Regions from separate parts of the Homo sapiens genome. Here region 2 is linked to region 1. A link is a loop called in an ENCODE intact Hi-C map of the cell type or tissue named here. Cell type or tissue: ascending aorta. All regions are shown on one strand. Each heading gives the region's core, and the rest is flanking DNA. Links, peaks and the distances in the headings are about the cores only.

What was found. A loop is a pair of places that touch in the nucleus more often than their neighbours do. Peaks named below come from ENCODE experiments on the same cell type or tissue, not always from the same donor. Only the 100,000 strongest peaks of a DNase experiment are listed, where the experiment ranks them.
Region 2: it touches region 1 in a loop (2.4-fold over the local background); 2 of 110 quality-filtered maps call a loop at or near these places.

The regions. Positions count from the first base shown.
Region 1 is chr13:110,518,898-110,524,274 of GRCh38, reverse strand. It overlaps RAB20 (RAB20, member RAS oncogene family), which reads left to right. Exons shown (of 2, transcript NM_017817.3): 2 at 78-1,209. The coding sequence ends at 610. Among named protein-coding and RNA genes, the nearest start is that of COL4A2-AS1, 13 kb to the right of the region's middle. RefSeq lists an enhancer at 2,340-2,419. In ascending aorta, for the core only: no CTCF peak of the experiment used is centred there; DNase peaks (open chromatin) are centred at 1,517 and 3,164; H3K4me3 peaks cover 1,108 bases; H3K27ac peaks cover 4,663 bases.
Region 2 is chr13:110,214,682-110,220,058 of GRCh38, reverse strand. The region is part of intron 2 of COL4A1 (collagen type IV alpha 1 chain); the gene reads left to right. Among named protein-coding and RNA genes, the nearest start is that of LINC03082, 88 kb to the right of the region's middle. In ascending aorta, for the core only: no CTCF peak of the experiment used is centred there; DNase peaks (open chromatin) are centred at 1,276 and 3,328; H3K4me3 peaks cover 1,256 bases; H3K27ac peaks cover 4,728 bases.

The DNA.
Region 1 (5,377 bases), core at 182-5,181:
GTTCCCTTGCAGTGTGGCTGGTGGCTATGTTCTGAGATGAGAGATAACCACTCTTTCTGTCCCTCTCTTCCCACCAGGGCGGGAGCAGTTCCACGGCCTGGGCTCCATGTACTGCCGGGGGGCGGCCGCCATCATCCTCACCTATGATGTGAATCACCGGCAGAGCCTGGTGGAGCTGGAGGACCGGTTCCTGGGCCTGACAGACACAGCCAGCAAAGACTGCCTCTTTGCCATCGTGGGGAACAAAGTGGACCTCACTGAGGAGGGGGCCTTGGCGGGCCAGGAGAAGGAAGAGTGCAGTCCCAATATGGACGCTGGGGACCGTGTCTCCCCAAGGGCACCTAAGCAGGTGCAGCTGGAGGATGCGGTGGCCCTTTATAAAAAGATCCTCAAGTACAAGATGCTGGATGAGCAGGATGTGCCGGCCGCTGAGCAAATGTGCTTTGAGACCAGCGCCAAGACCGGCTACAATGTGGACCTCCTGTTTGAGACCCTCTTTGACCTGGTGGTGCCAATGATCTTACAGCAGAGAGCTGAGAGGCCGTCACACACAGTGGATATATCCAGTCATAAGCCACCCAAGAGGACCAGATCTGGGTGTTGTGCCTGACTTTCGAGGGCCTCCTGGACTCAGACTGTGCATGTTGGGAAGGGGTCTGACCAGGCAAGCTGTGATCTGAAAGGAGCAAGGAACAGCAAGGAATTATTTTCCAGAATGACACCCGCAGCAGAATGTTGGAGTGGAAATGATGGCTGGCTATGAAGAGGAGGTCAACGTGTGTGGTCTCCTCAGTCTCTGTCAGAGGGGTGGGGAGGTGGGAAACAGGAATCCTCTGCAAAGCCCAATCTGCAGAGTCGAGACCCCTGGTGCTCTCTGCCCCGCTGCCTGGCACTGGTCCTTTGCAGCCAGCCACCAACGGCCCCCTTGCCCTTGCAGAGGCAGAAGCCTGCGTCTGCACCTGCACCTCTGACCGTTTCAGCACCCTGGGTTGTTACCACGTCCTACAACTCTGACATTTCTTGTTCTCAAGCGTTTCTCTTCACTGTGAGTTGTCTTTGGTCCTCCCACTTGGTACTTGTATCTTGATGCTTTATAATCCTGACTCTCGACGTGTTCATTTATACAAAATCAGGAATAACTTTGTTTTTATACTGATTGCAGCAATGTTGGCTACATGTATTATTAAAGAGGATTTTTGGAACAACTTAGGTATTGAGACTGAACTGACTTCATTTGCACCCCCAGTCCCAGGGACTCTCTGTGGGGTAGGGTGGGGGGCGCTGGGGAGATGGCTGTGAACTTGAGATACGTCTCTCTTTGTGCGGAAGCTCTGTGAAATCCTTACCAATTGCAGAATATTTAGATTGGCCCATCTGTCTAGTTTTCTTGATGACTTGAATTCCAATAATAGTAGCAAAGCTTAAAGCTCTGGTTCTGCTGAAGTCTGGGGCATCTGAGCACCCAGGTCTCTGAGTCAGAAACCCCCTTCGGGTCTGCTGCTGCTGGCCGTGGGGTGGCTGCTTTATTGGAAGATGTCAGACAGAGGTGCCAGGAGACAGCAGATTTGTTTTCCCAGAAATGTGACTGAACGAAAGCAGGCTGGGGTCGGGGCTGTTTGTTGGGAGGCAATGTGGGGCAGATGGCACTGGGCAGTGGGTTTCATAAGTGCTGTTTTCTTTCTTTTTTTTTTTTTTTTTTGTGATAGGGTCTTGCTCTGTCACCAGGTTGGAGTGCAGTGGCGTGATCTTAGCTCACTGCAGACTGTACCTCCGGGTTCAAGCAATCCTCCCGACTCAGCCTCCCAACATGCTGGGATTACAGGCATGTGCCACCATGCCCCAATAATTTTTTTTTTTTTGGTAGAGTTGGGGTTTTGCCATGTTGCCCAGGCTGGTCTCAAACCCTTGAACTCAAGCAATCCTCCCTACTCAGCCTCCCAACATGCTGGGATTACAGGGTGCTCTGTTTTCTGGGGAGCTGTTCATAATTTGCTGAAGGCCTGTGCTCTCCGGTTTCTGGGCTGCTGCAGGCCTAACTTCTCCGCTCCTGTGGAGTGAGTGCTTTCAGGCAAGGAAGGGAGCTTGAACCCCAGGAGGAAGCACTGAGGCAACCCCTGCGATTGCAGGTCCTCAGCTCCCCTGAGATGTGGTTTCGGAGTTTAAAACTTCAGTTTCGCAACAGCAGCCCATTGAGAAGTGAACGCAAATCAGCCTGACTCGTGACTTTTTATTGACTTGGTTGAATATACCACTGTAGGGACAGAAGTTATATTTATTTTCTATAATGTGTATCTTTGCTAGTGACCCATCTAGGAAATAGGCTAATCAAAGAGACCTTGGAATCTTTTTTTTTTTTTTTTTTGAGACAGAGTCTCACTCTGTTGCCCAGGCTGGAGTGCAGTAGCACAATCTCAGCTCACTCACTGCAGCCTCGAACTCCTGAACACAAGTGATCCACCCACCTCAGTCACCCGAGTAGCTGGGACTACAGGGGTGTGTCAGTATGCCTAGCTAATTTTTTATTTTTATTTTTTGTAGAGATGAGGTCTTGCTGTGTTTCCCAGGCTGGTCTGGAACTCCTGGGCTCACGCAATCCTCCTGCCTCAGCCTCCCAAAGTGCGGGGATCATAAGCATGAGCTCTGGCCCTGGCCAGAGTCTTTCTTTGAAGGCTGTGAAGGGAGAGAAAGTATCATATGGCACTGTTTTTGCAGTTGGTGCTTGAAGGCAGGGAGGGCTGTATGAATGCCTGAGGCCCGTTCTTCCTGAACAGTCTTGGATTCGATTTCCCATCTGCTCCGGGCACCCAACAGCTTGTTTCCTCGAGTGGCCGCGTGCTCCGGGGATGGTGCCCATGGGTGGCACATTCTCCATCAACTCTGTTTAAGCATTTCATCCTATATGTGTTGTCCTAAAAATAAGCATCCCTGTGGGCTCCTTTTAAATGAGTTCCTCTGGGCAGTCGGCGCTGCAGTCTCTCCTATGCTAGCAACTTCCAGCTGCCCTTACAAGTGCTTTTGTAAGGGCATGAGGGGCTCATTAATTCAGCACATCTCACTGAGCACTCTCCACGGCCCTTCCTGGAGCTGAGCTATTGGGACAGTTTCAATGACAGTGCCGCCACAGGCCCCCTGGCACCCTGTGTCCTGGGCTGCATTCCAAGTGGACCTTGGATACCAGCCTGGCTCCTCGCTGGGGAGCCTGGTCTTGGGTCCTACTCCCCCACCCTCATCTCATGTGGCCTCTGTTTCCTTCCAGAAACCACGTCAGTTCTTGGAAAGCTTGAAATCCCTCGGTTGGGCAACTCAGCTGTTGGCGCAGATTTCCCCACTGGGTGTGGGTTTGAGCTCGTGACCTCGAGCATCCGTCTTTCCTTTGTACAAAGCGGCCACTCCAGGGAGGAGATGAGCAAGTGACGGTCCAGGGTTCATGGCTGTGTGTGGTCTTGGAGCTCCCTTCTGCACTTTCCAGCTGTCCATGTCCCCATGCAGATGAGAACCCTTTCCTCAATGACACCTCATAACCAGGTATTTCCTAGTGCCCTTAAAGCCTCGTGCCTGGCAGTGGTGTCAGGGAGTCCTGGGGTTGGGTATGTGGTAATCTGGGTGCTGTCAGTCAGAATGTCCCCTTCCCCAGGCTCCCAGGCCTAGTTTCTTAAAGAGTATGACGTTGCCATTTCTGGACCCAACTTCCTGGTTTAAACAGCCCTGCTGTGCCAGGAAAACAACCTCACATGAATGTTCCCAGCACATAGATCACCCCAGCACACGGGTGCCCCCCAGTACATGGGCCCCCCCCAGCACATGGATACCCCCAGCACACGGGCTCCCCCACCAGCACACGGATCTCCCCAGCACACGGGTTCCCTCCCCAGCACACGGGTTCCGCCAGCACATGGGTCCCCCCAGCACCCAGGTTCTCCCCAGCACACGGGTTCCCTCCCCAGCACACGGGTTCTCTCCCCAGCACGTGGATTCCCCCAGTACATGGATACCACCAGCACATGGATCCCCCCAGCACATAGGTCCCCCCAGCACACAGGTTCTCCCCAGCACACGGGTTCCCTCCCCGGCACACGGCTTCCCTCCCCAGCACACGGATCTCCCCAGCACACGGGTCTCCCCAGTACATGGATCCCCCCAGCACGTAGGTCCCTCCAGCACACAGGTCCCTCCAGCACACGGCTCCCCCCCAGCACACGGATCCCCCCAGCACACGGATACCACCAGCACACGGGTTCCCCCTCCCCCAGCACACAGATCTCCCTAGTATACGGGTCCCTCCAGCACACGGGTCCCCCTAGCACACGGATCCCCATAGCACACGGGTGCTCCCAGCACATGGATCCCTCCGGCAGAGGTGAGCTGCTGCTCAAGGCCCATGAGACAGACCCCATGAGACATGGAGATGGTGCCTGTCTTCCAGAGAGAAGGGGCAATGGCTCTGAGCTCGGCCTTCACTCCGTGCTCCTGGGAGACTCTAACCAGGCTGAGTCCCTCCTGAGCAATGACCACAAACCTCTGAAGAAGGAAGAAGAGTGGGACCCGGGCCCCAGAGACCCTGGTGGGAGTGCCGTGGTGTGGCCTCCAGGTGTTTGGAGGATTTCAAAGGCACAGATCCTCCCAGCCCTGGTTGGTGGAGTCCAGGTCGTATCTTCCCTTCTGTGGCCAGGCAGAGTGGCCGGTGCCCTCGTCCTCTTACATGCCCTTATTAGAAGCACAGACTCTTCTCCACAGTGTGCAGGGGTCTTCCATCCTCCCACTTCACAGAGCTGGATCTTTCGAGCCTCATTGTCGAAACAGGACAGAGAGGATGGGTGTGGTGGGTGGACGCACAGCTGAGACCCTGCTCACACAGCTGAGACCCTGCACACACGCACAGCTGAGACCTTGCTCACACAGCTGAGACCCTGCATGCACGCACAGCTGAGACCCTGCACGTGCGCACAGCCGAGACCCTGCATGCATAGCCAAGACCCTGCACGCACAGCAGAGACCCTGCACGCACAGCAGAGACCCTGCACACATGCACAGCTGAGACCCTGCTCACACAGCTGAGACCCTGCATACACAGTCGAGACCCTGCACACACGCACAGCTGAGACCCTGCTCACACAGCTGAGACCCTGCATGCACGCACAGCTGAGACCCTGCACGCACGCACAGCCGAGACCCTGCACGTGTGCACAGCCGAGACCCTGCATGCATAGCCAAGACCCTGCACGCACAGCAGAGACCCTGCACATACATGTGCCGCCTGCACTCAGCCTCCTCTGTGCCTGCTCTGGAAGCTCTTGGGCCCAGTCCTCCCTTGTGGTCCAGGCTGCCTCCTTCAGGGAGAGCTGACGCCTTCAGAGCAAGCGTCCTTGCGTGGTTATGA
Region 2 (5,377 bases), core at 278-5,277, 300 kb after region 1:
GGCTGAGGTTGCAGTGAGCCAAGATAGTAACACTGCAATCCAGCCTCAGTGACAGAGTGAGACCCTGCCTCAAATATATATATATATATATGTATATGTATGTATGTGTATATATACACACACATATACATACATATATATACACACATATATATACATATATATACACACATATATATACATATATACACACACATATATACATATATATACACATATATACATACATACATATATATACATATATACACATATATACATATATACACATATATACGCATATATATACATATATACGCATATATACACATATGTATATACATATATATACACACATATATATACACATATGTATATACATATATATACATATATATACACATATATATATATATACATATATATATATATTTTCAACTTACAATGGGCTTATTGGGACATACCCCATCATAAGCTGAGGTGCGTCTGTATGTGCTGCTCAAGCTCTTGCGTATACCCACATAGTTGATGGAGGGCCACTGCACACATTTCCTGATATTCACTGTCTCAAGCTAGACGTCTGGGCTGGAGGGAGAAAATGAGAATTTCGGGAAGAAGATACAGATTTGCAGCCACGCTTTTTATGCATGATTGGTTTAATCTTTGCTGCTTTAATGTTAAATATTTAAATGCAAGAAATAATAGTAATGATAAATGTAGCTGCTAAGTGCAACAATCCACACTGTTAAATTTCATTCACATACTTCTAGTGAACACATATACATCCTTTTAAGAGTTCAGTTGTATGTCTCATAGAGCAAAGGAGAGTGAGCACTCACGCCTTCCTCTTAGGCAAAGCAGACCCTCTAGGGGATCTCCTTGCATCTGTCCCCCCTCAAACTGTGGTGGCAGTATTCCTGCCCTGACGTCAAGCCTCATGGTGTGGAGGGAGCTCCCGGCGGGGCCTCGCCACAGAGTTTTCCATGACCCCGCGGCACCCACCGCAGCTTTCCCACCCCTTTCCCAGCGGCGGCATTCAGGAAATGGTCCTGCAGATGTCTCTTCTGATGTCTCTTCTGATGGTGGTTGGGCTCAAGGAGTTGGCCTTGTGGAATTTCGGAAAGAGTTCTGCAGTCACCCACTGACTGTGACCCATCCTTGACATCATTTCCCTTTCACTGGATACTTGGTGAGCTCTGGCTTCAAATGTGAGGGCTTTCATTCCCTGAATGATTTGCAGTCTGCTCGTAAATGGAAATCTCGAGGCGCTAGATGACAGAAAGCAGCAGCAGGGCCATCGTGGTCCCGAACGCAGCTTGCCCTGCACCTCTCAGCCACTGCTGCGGACTCCAGCCAGTCTGGAATGGTGCCTAGAATGCTTGGACTGCAAAGGCGACGGGGGTCCTGTCCTGCCCAGTAACCTTTCACTACCTCTTAAAGTTTTTAGGATTCGTATGTGGAATCCTACCTCATGCTGAGCGTCATGTTATGCAATTGGCTAGTTCAGCATCCCATGACATTTTATTGAATTCAAACACCATGAATGAATAAAACAATTTCATTGCCTGTGAAGAAGTTACAGGGTTGAGGTGGAGAAGGAATTGCAGTTTCCCTGATAAGCATTGCTTGTTTCCCTTGGATGCACCCAGCACATGGAGGCTGCCATACCCAGTACACTCAGTGCTCAGTACCAAACCCGGTACCCGTACTCATTCCGTGCGTAGAGGAAGCCCCCGAGAGCTGGCAGCATCTCTGTGTGTGCTTCAGTCCATTGTGAAGATCCGTGATCCTAATATTTCAGATTGGAAAAATCCATTAAAATTTTGATTTAAAGATATGGATTCCATGTCAGCCACTGAAACAGGCCTTTGACAGTAAGAATTTTGATGACTGCTTATTCTAGGTATATTTTGTGTTAACATCAGTTTTTGTTGTTGGTAATTATATTTTCCCCCCACATTTAGAAGCTTCATGCTATTTTAACTTCAGCTGTCCTGGGTATTTGATTTGTATTTGAATTTCTGACTTAGCTATGACGGAAGCTTATTAGAGTATTTGCTTTCCTGAATCATGAACTTGTTTCTACAAGCATTGGAAGAGGAAGGGAAATAATTGGGTATTATAAAATGACTTTCTATCCACGCATTTTAAGGATTTTTTAAAAAGTATATGCTTGCTTTAGATAATGCATTAAGCAAGAATTTTAAGTTGCTCCATGCATGAAACCCTATTTCATGCCTAATTTACAATGCCTAATTTTGGTGCTAAGATTATTCTCCATGTTGTATTCTTTCATCTTTATAGACAATGGCACTTTGTTCTCCCTCCACAAATTCTGAATTTCATCATTTGGGGACACAGCAGTAGTCATCTCCGGCTTTGGCGTATGATTTTCCTTTTTTGATCAGTGCTCTGCATTGCACTGATGTTCAGGAATGAGAGCACAAGGTTCAGCTGCACGAAAACTTTCTGTGTAGTATTTTTCAAGTTTCTCGTTTCTTTCTTCCATTTTAAATAGTCTTTGCTGTGACAGACAATGGTTGTGGTTTTCATTTTTGCCTGACATGAAGTCTGTGGCCGCCATGGATTTTTGGACCTTGCCTTGAGCACACCATGGGAAACAGATGATCGAGGGTCCTGTTGCTCCCTGACTCTAACTGTGCACATTCTGCCTTGAGCTCCAGTGGAAGTGGGGGGTCACTGTGGTCACGTTAGTAGCATTGCCAGTTGCAGCTGCAAAGTCTGGCTTGGACCCTGCTAGCTCCAATAACCTTTGCACAACATGTCCAGCTCTTTGCTCTTCTTACAATCCTGGTGGAAATGTGCTAAAATCTTGGAGGAATAATTTGGCCCCATACTGCATGCTGGTCGCCAGCTAACTGTATAGCTGTTTAAGTGCTTATTCTGTCCGTTTGCTCTGCTCTGGTTCCCATAATAACCTTGGACAGGGTACAGAGTATTAGATTATTCGTGTGCACTTTTATCTGGACAAAAGATTAAGAACGTTAAAAAAATATGTGGGGAATGGCAAGAACCATGTCCATGGAGGAGTCACTTCCTTCTTAGCTCCTTCATTTCAAAGCTCTGGGGATACACAGATTGCTTAAACTTTCTGGTGACATTTGGGAAAGAATGTGTTCTTGCGGTAAAAGCAAGGTCTGGGAATTTGGATTTCTGTGTTCTGTTCCCAGCAGCACGAGGGGTCACCCAGTGACGTACGACAAGTCAGTTAAGCATCGGAATCTTAATTTCCCTATCTGTGAAATGGACATAGAAGGGTCGGTACCTTGGGCTGACATGAAGTTGGTGAATTGTTTGATGTTCTGCTGGGAACCGGCTTGCTCTAGTGACCCAGAAAAAACAGGGACTATGGTGGAGGCTGACCTCATTTCTATTTCTGGCTGTAGTGCTGACTCAGTGAGAAACTTGTAGAAATCAGTTAATCTGGCTCTGGTCCTCAGTGCATTCCATGGTTAAATTGAGAATTATAAAATCTTATCATCGCTGGTCTCATGGCGATACTGCCCATATTAATTAAGTACTAAAAATACTCCACCAAATGTATTAGAAAGCTTCTACATGGACCTGCCTTTCTCATTTCCTTCCTGTCTGATGTTGGGTTACTTGGGGCTACACAAGTCCATATTTATTTATTTATTTTAGCCGCTGTTTGGAGTTCAGTCCTATTCTGGTTTGAGCAGACTTTTCCTATATCCGAAAACTGGGTGCCCCAGATTGGTGACCTTGTGCACTGTAACTCCTTACAGCAGGATTTTCTGCCATTGTGTCCTGGGGCCATCACTGCAGGGTGTATTTAAGGAGCTCTTCATTTGAACAAGTCCTGGTCTGGGAATGTTTTTCCTTCCTCACTGTCACAGGCCTCAGGGAGAAGGAGCCAGCCTTCCCTGTCAAACCTTGGGATCAGGGCCCTCGTGGAGTCACGTCTGTGCTTCTGGCCGACTCCCTGGATGCTGCTGGCCTGAAGGGGCAGTGCCACAGTATGGGGCTTGAGGTTCTTTAATCCATTTACTGTTTGATTCAATTCTTTAGGGTTTGAAACAATCTCTCCCATATTTATCCACATACTGTGTCTAGACTCCTGACATATCCTTTCAACGAAACACAGCTCTATGGAGGTGTGGCGGCTGAGTCCCAGGTTCATAACGTCCTTCCTGCGTTTGTAAAAATGGAGCAGGCAGTTAATTCACCAGTTAAGTGCCAGGACTGGCTGAGTGGTTTGGAAAGAAGGACGACTTTGGATGTTTATGTTATGTGGTGTGTAGCTTGTCGGTTGATTTTTACTTTCAACTAATGCAACTTTGAGAAAGGCACTGAACACTAAGTAATCCTGCCTGTGATCTCCAAACTGTCTGCCTTATGTTTTTAAATCAGCTAACAATGGTTACTGAATCTACCCAATTCGTATGGTAAGGCTGCACTGAAGTCCACATGCTGTAAAGTAAATAGGTTTTCTTGATTTCTTACAATGGTTATGGGTTGTTGTTTTTTTTTTTTTTTTGAGACAGAGTCTCACTCTGTCTCCCAGGCTAGAGTGCAGTGGCATGATCTTGGCTCTCTGCAACCTCTGCCTCCCAGGTTCAAGTGACTCTCCAGCCTCAGCCTCCTGAGTAACTGAGATTACAGGCGTGCACCACTACACCCAACTAATTTTTGCATTTTTTAGTAGAGAAAGAGTTTTGCCATGTTGGCCAGGCTGGTCTCGAACTCCTGACCTCTGGTGATCTGCCCGCCTCTATCTCCCAAAGTGCTGGGATTACAGGCATGAGCGAGCCACCGCACCCAGCCCAAAAAATACTCTTGAAAGACATTTCTCATTAAAGCCCACCATCACCCCATGATGGCCCAAGGGAGGCTAAGCATCTTGCATGAGGTGCACACTGTGGACTCTGCCCACCCACATCTCCTAATGGTCTCTAAAGAGGAAGACGTCTTGGAGGCTCCATCACAGAATCTCAGCACTGAGGCTGTTGCTAACAAGAGAGTTCCATTGATTGAGCGAAATTATAACCAGTTCAGTGAAAAACACCTCGCTATTTGTTACTCTATTTACCCAAGAAATTATTTGGCATTAAGTACATATAAAGGATTGTGCTAGGAATGAGATATAAATATTTCCTGCCCTCAAGAGTTTAAAACACAGTAGAGCAAAACCACCTGAAGTAGTCGTTGCTATCTGTTTCCAGACACTCACTGTGGACTTGCGCAAGGCTGGATGCTGCTTAGATTTATTATGGGAAGTGGCTCATAGGATTATAGAGGCTGAGGAGTTCCATGATCTGCCGCCTGCAAGCCTGGGAACTCAGGACTCCTGAAGTGTAACTGGGTCCAAGGCCAGCGGCTGGAGAGCCCAAGGGGCTAGTGGTACAAGTCCCTGAAT